2 separate regions of the Mus musculus genome follow, and region 2 is linked to region 1. A link is a loop called in an ENCODE intact Hi-C map of the cell type or tissue named here. Cell type or tissue: heart. All regions are shown on one strand.

Region 1 (2,500 bases):
TGGCATACATACTTACACTCAGGTCCCCATAAATAAGCATGAAACTTTAAAAAAAACTTTATAAAAGAGATTCTTTTATCTTTTTGTTCTTGCTGTTTTTGTTTTTTAAGACAAGATTTCCCTGGTTGTCCTGGAACTCACTTTGTAGACCAGGCTGGCCTCAGACTCAGAGACCCACGGGCCTCTGCCTCCCGAGTGCTGGGATAAAAGGCGTGACTTATTTACTTCTAGCCTACAGAAAATCCTTACCTACTTACACTCTAGGTCAACAATGAAAAGCACTCCACAAATTGTGCAAGATTAGACACTAGGCAAGAGAGAAACAAGAGACAGACCCTAGCTGCTCAGTATAAAATAGATATCAAATTGGTAATTTAAAGCCATACTTTGGGCTCTCTCTCAGAGAATAATTTCAAGGAGAAATAGTCAAAGGTTCCGGACCCCCAGGAGTATAATAATCCTAAAAATTAAGCATAAGTCATCTAAGTTCTGAAAGGGAGATTTGGCCTTTCTAAGAAAGGTTAAATATAAAGACAGATTTGGCAGTAAGGAGAATAAAGGTACGTCAAGGGGCGTGGCGGGAATGGATGGGGAGCTTACCTTGTATGGTTGGAGAGTGTGACTCAGGCTGTCAGCGTCAGTTTCAGTGTCACAGCCCTTGCTGTTCAGAGTAAGACTGGCTCTGCCGACCCAGGCTCTCAGATCTTGAAGTTTGCCTTGCAGTTCCTTGTGCCGATTTAACACTGTGGCCTAGGAAATAAACAGCAAGTCAGACCATCCCTCTCCAGATCTACCCAGGCTTTGTGTGGGCCCTCCCTTAGGAATAAGAACAAGCAAGGCACTAGGGCTGGAAAGATGCCTGGGTGATTAAGAGCATTTGCTGCTCTTACAAAGTACCTGAATTTGGTTCCTAGCACCCACACCAAGCAGTTCACAAACATACTGTATGTAACTCAAGTACCAGGGGCAGGGGTCCCTTCCTTTCTTGCTGGCACCCACACTCACATACACATAGCCCTCAATATACATATACATAATTAAAAATAACCCTTTAAAAAAAAAAACTCACAAAAAAAACCAACACCACCAAACCAAGACACTACCTTTTTTACTTCCACAGCACTCTGGAGGTGGAGGAATCTGGAACTCCAAGAGTCACTAACAGAGTCTAGAGACTTCTGAAGATTTTTGGCATCTTTCTCTAATGCCTTCAACAGCTGAGCAGGAACTTCTTGTGGCTGACTGATAACAATCCGATCCACACACTCCAATTCCTGACTCACCACAGTGGACAGATCTTTTAATTCCCTGTCAAGTTCCTGAGGAAACAGAGTAAAGTTACCCCCAAAGTCAGGGGCAGTGTGGTGCCTGGAGATCAGTACAAGAGCATGTGCCTTTCTTTCCTGAGGCCTAAATTCAACCCCCAGTATAGAGTAGCAATTTTACCTTCTGGGAATCAACTGTGTACACGTGTTAGCTCACCTCTCATCTACATAGGACTTAAAAGATTGGTTTTTTTATGTAGGTTCCTTAGTTTAATCACCAATCAACTAACATTCCTCAGCATTAAACAACATGCATTGTTTTGTCTGAGGCCACCAAATAGAAATAGGAGAGTAGTTAGGTTGGATTCAGGTTTCTGACTCACTGTAACACTCTGTCACTACCTTGACTCCTCTCTAATTATCAATTTTCCTTTTCCTTTTCCTGGCAGCTGACATGTAAAAGTAATGTGCTTCAAGGGAAAACAACCAAAAAGACGACTCTTTTCATCGAAACTCTAAGGGGAAAGAACCAAAGAATATAAAAATAACTGAAAACAGTCTTCCCACTCAACTGTTCTACAGCATTCTTACTTCTCAATAGAGAGGCCAGCAGTGGCCGGTGGAAGAGTGGAACAGTGTTTTGGGGGCATAGCCTCACTTCCATGTTAGCCACCTATTTATACCACATACCGACATTGAGAAACAAGGCAAACTTCTGCAGCCTCAATTTTCTTCATCTTCAATCTCAATGAGTGACTTGGTTTCCCTTTCAAGGTTGCCTTTTGATTCTTTCTAATGGTCTTAAAAGGCGGCAACTATCTATTACCAATTTTTCCTCCCTCCAAAATCCACTGAAAACATTTTTTAGTCATACTATGTCCTACCTCTTTTCTTGCCTGCAACACAAACACTTCAAGAAAGAATGACATTCAGTAATCACCTGTCATCTCATTTAAATCTCACAGTCCATGGAAACCATTTTTTTTACCAAGGTCATCTATAAATTACTCTTCACTGGACTCAGTATCTCTGCCCTCTGTTCTTCCTAAAGGACTTTTTCTTCAGTTTCTTCAGTGATTTTTGCATTCTTTAAACAACAGAAATAGGGCTGGGGATAGGCCTCAGTAGTAAGAGCACTTGTTGAGGAAGCATGGAGACCTGAGTTCAGGGCCATGAACACATGCAGCCCTAGTGTTTCATTCAGAGAGAGATGAAGAACAAGAAGATTGCTGGGG
Region 2 (2,500 bases), 54 kb before region 1:
AGAAACTCTAATAAGACAAACAGGTTTTCCCTCACAGGCTAGCAGCCTCATAACTGCAGAAAGACAAATGATATTATTTAATCAATAAACATAAAACAAATACTTGTATGGCTTCTGGTTTTACTTTTCTAAAGCCCTTTCAAATTCAGTCAGCAAAAAAATCGTTTGATATTGACAAGTCTTATTCAATATCTAGTTTCACTCGATTCGCACCAAAGCTGAGTTGGAAGCAGAAAATGTATACCAACTATGTCCTTTATAACAATGGCACACCCTCTCTAGCCTTCAAGTATGGTCCAAGCTCCTAAGAATTCCTTTCATTTTATCCTGTGTTCAGCCCTAAAGAGTCCAGCTGGTCTGAATTAGCCATTCGTCCTCTCTAGTTGGGTGTTTGCATTTGAACAGGGCTGGTCAGCGGATATTCCTGCAACTTTAAACACAGGAAGTCCTTCATTCGGGGCCAGCTTGGGGCTTCCTGTCTCCAAAACATCATGGCATTGTTGTGGCTTCCAAGCCAACACTGTATCGTGGCCGCAAAACAAGGCGAGTGGAGGCCCACGCTGGGCCTTTCAGAAGGCGGGCAGGCTGCGGCAGCGGCCAAGAGGCAGTCTGGACTCACTTAGCACCGCCCGCAAACCCGCGCCATGCCTCGCGCCCCGGAGGGCCAGGGTCGCCTCACCGCAACCTTGCAGGTGGCTCCCGGCGGGCCGGCCTTGGGTCTAGCGCTCAGGAAGTTAGTTTGTCCCTCCGGCAGCAGTAAGTCCCGTGTCCTGTGGGCGCCGCCTCCCCGGCCACTGCAGGTCCCCGGCCCCCAGCCGCCGCGTCGTGGGCTGCATGACAAGCAGTCGCCTCTTTTCTCCACCACGCCGCCGGCCCTGCAGCCGTCCTCCCCGCCCGCAGCTGTCACGGTCCCGGCATGCAAACTTCTGGCCGGGAACAAAAGGCTCCGCTCCGGCCGCACGAGGGGGGCGAGCCCGCCTCTCTCACGCCGCGCGGCCCGCTCACACGCCGCTGGCTGGAAGTGCTCGGGTGGCGGGCGGATCTCCTCCCCCTTCTAGCCCCGCCACAGCCGCTGCCCCGCCCGGGCAGCCCCCTTGGAAGCCCGGGAGCGCGCGGCGCCGACTGCTAGGGAGGAGGACGGGGGCGGGGCCTATAGGGAGCCCCGCCGGGAGGGGAGGGGGCGGAGGCAAGGATTGGAGGCCAAGGCGGCGAGGGAGGGGCTTCCCGGGGTTGGGGCGAGGGACTCCAGCTCATCCCGCACCCCCTCTAGCTCACTCCCTCCTCACCCACGGGAGTAATAGTGTCCCCGCCTGCGAGGGTGAGAGGAGAGGGGCAGTCCTGGTCATGCCGGGCAAATCCCCTGACAAAGGAAAGCCCCGCCCTCACAACGCTGGCCCGGCCCCTCCGCCCCCGCTTCTTTCCAACCGGCGGGATGGGAGCCCAGCCCAAGGGCGAACCCAGAAGGGGCGCCCCCGCCGCCCCCACTACCAGCCGGTAGTGGCTAGGGCCACTCGGGGGCCCCATCTGCCGGTAGAGACGTACGGGCTGGGGTGGGCGGTCTGCACTATCCTAGGCTCCAGCTTTGCCGCCAACGACTATCCCTGTATTTTTCCAATGTCACCTCTGGCGCTGACCAAAGAACAGGCTAGCCTTAAACACAGTCTTTTCTTGGCATGCCAAGGAATTAAGTTAGACTCAGGAACCAAGTTATTGGATAAACTCTAGGCACAGTTTCCCTTCTCAAGTATGTCAGATCTTGGCCCATTTCGCCACCTGGATTTCTCTGCTCAGACTTCAGCGGTCTTAATGACCGGAAAATGGGGTGCGGGTTGCAGGGCAGTGGAGACTCTAGCAGGAACAGCCCATGACCAACACCTGGATTGGCTATAACCGCTGTGCACGTCCAAGGAAATCTGAGCCTCTGAAGGGCTAGATGAAAAGCATGAGTTCATATTTCAAGTCTCAAGAATGAAAATATTAGAGAAATGTGTTACACAATCCTGCAAACTACGTTCTGGATTTTAGGAAAGCTATCTAGAGACCCTGTAATTGTTAAGAAAAGTACAAAGCAACCCAGAAGACTGCCTGCCAGAGGTAGCTTGCATCTCTTTGAGGTGTAATACTTGACTCCCTTTATGATGGTCCCTCGGATTTCATGAGGATGAAAAAGGTCAGTTAAAATGTACAAAGTCCTGTTGGCCCAAGTAGTTAATATAGATGATAAAACTTATGAGAAAGTTATTTCTACTCTTCACACAAACAGTAAATAAAACGAGTCACTGGTGTGTGGAGATTTGGCAGTGAAGCTTGGAGCTAAGCCTTAAACTTACTTGAGGAGCCAGAAACTCCTTGGCAAAAATGAGGTACAGGCTGAAGCCCATGATCAGATTAGTCAAGTAAAAGACAACTTTGCTTGGCAAAATGTTTTATACTTCATTTCTCACTCCTAAAGAAGCTGATCAATTCTACCCACTCAAATACAAAGACTTTCCATCTGTAA

The links. A loop is a pair of places that touch in the nucleus more often than their neighbours do. Peaks named below come from ENCODE experiments on the same cell type or tissue, not always from the same donor. Only the 100,000 strongest peaks of a DNase experiment are listed, where the experiment ranks them.
Region 2: it touches region 1 in a loop (2.3-fold over the local background); 3 of 42 quality-filtered maps call a loop at or near these places.

Annotation. Positions count from the first base shown.
Region 1 is chr4:123,464,756-123,467,255 of GRCm38, forward strand. It overlaps Macf1 (microtubule-actin crosslinking factor 1), which reads right to left. Exons shown (of 98, transcript NM_001199136.1): 38 at 1,104-1,319; 39 at 601-750. Among named protein-coding and RNA genes, the nearest start is that of D830031N03Rik, 54 kb to the left of the region's middle. In heart, no CTCF peak of the experiment used is centred here; a DNase peak (open chromatin) is centred at 1,266.
Region 2 is chr4:123,410,885-123,413,384 of GRCm38, forward strand. The region is part of intron 57 of Macf1 (microtubule-actin crosslinking factor 1); the gene reads right to left. D830031N03Rik (RIKEN cDNA D830031N03 gene) reads right to left here and starts at 1,027. Exons shown (of 1, transcript NM_001167918.1): 1 at 1-1,027. In heart, a CTCF peak has its summit at 1,533 (motif pointing right); DNase peaks (open chromatin) are centred at 467, 1,287 and 1,827; H3K4me3 peaks cover 2,138 bases; H3K27ac peaks cover 2,279 bases.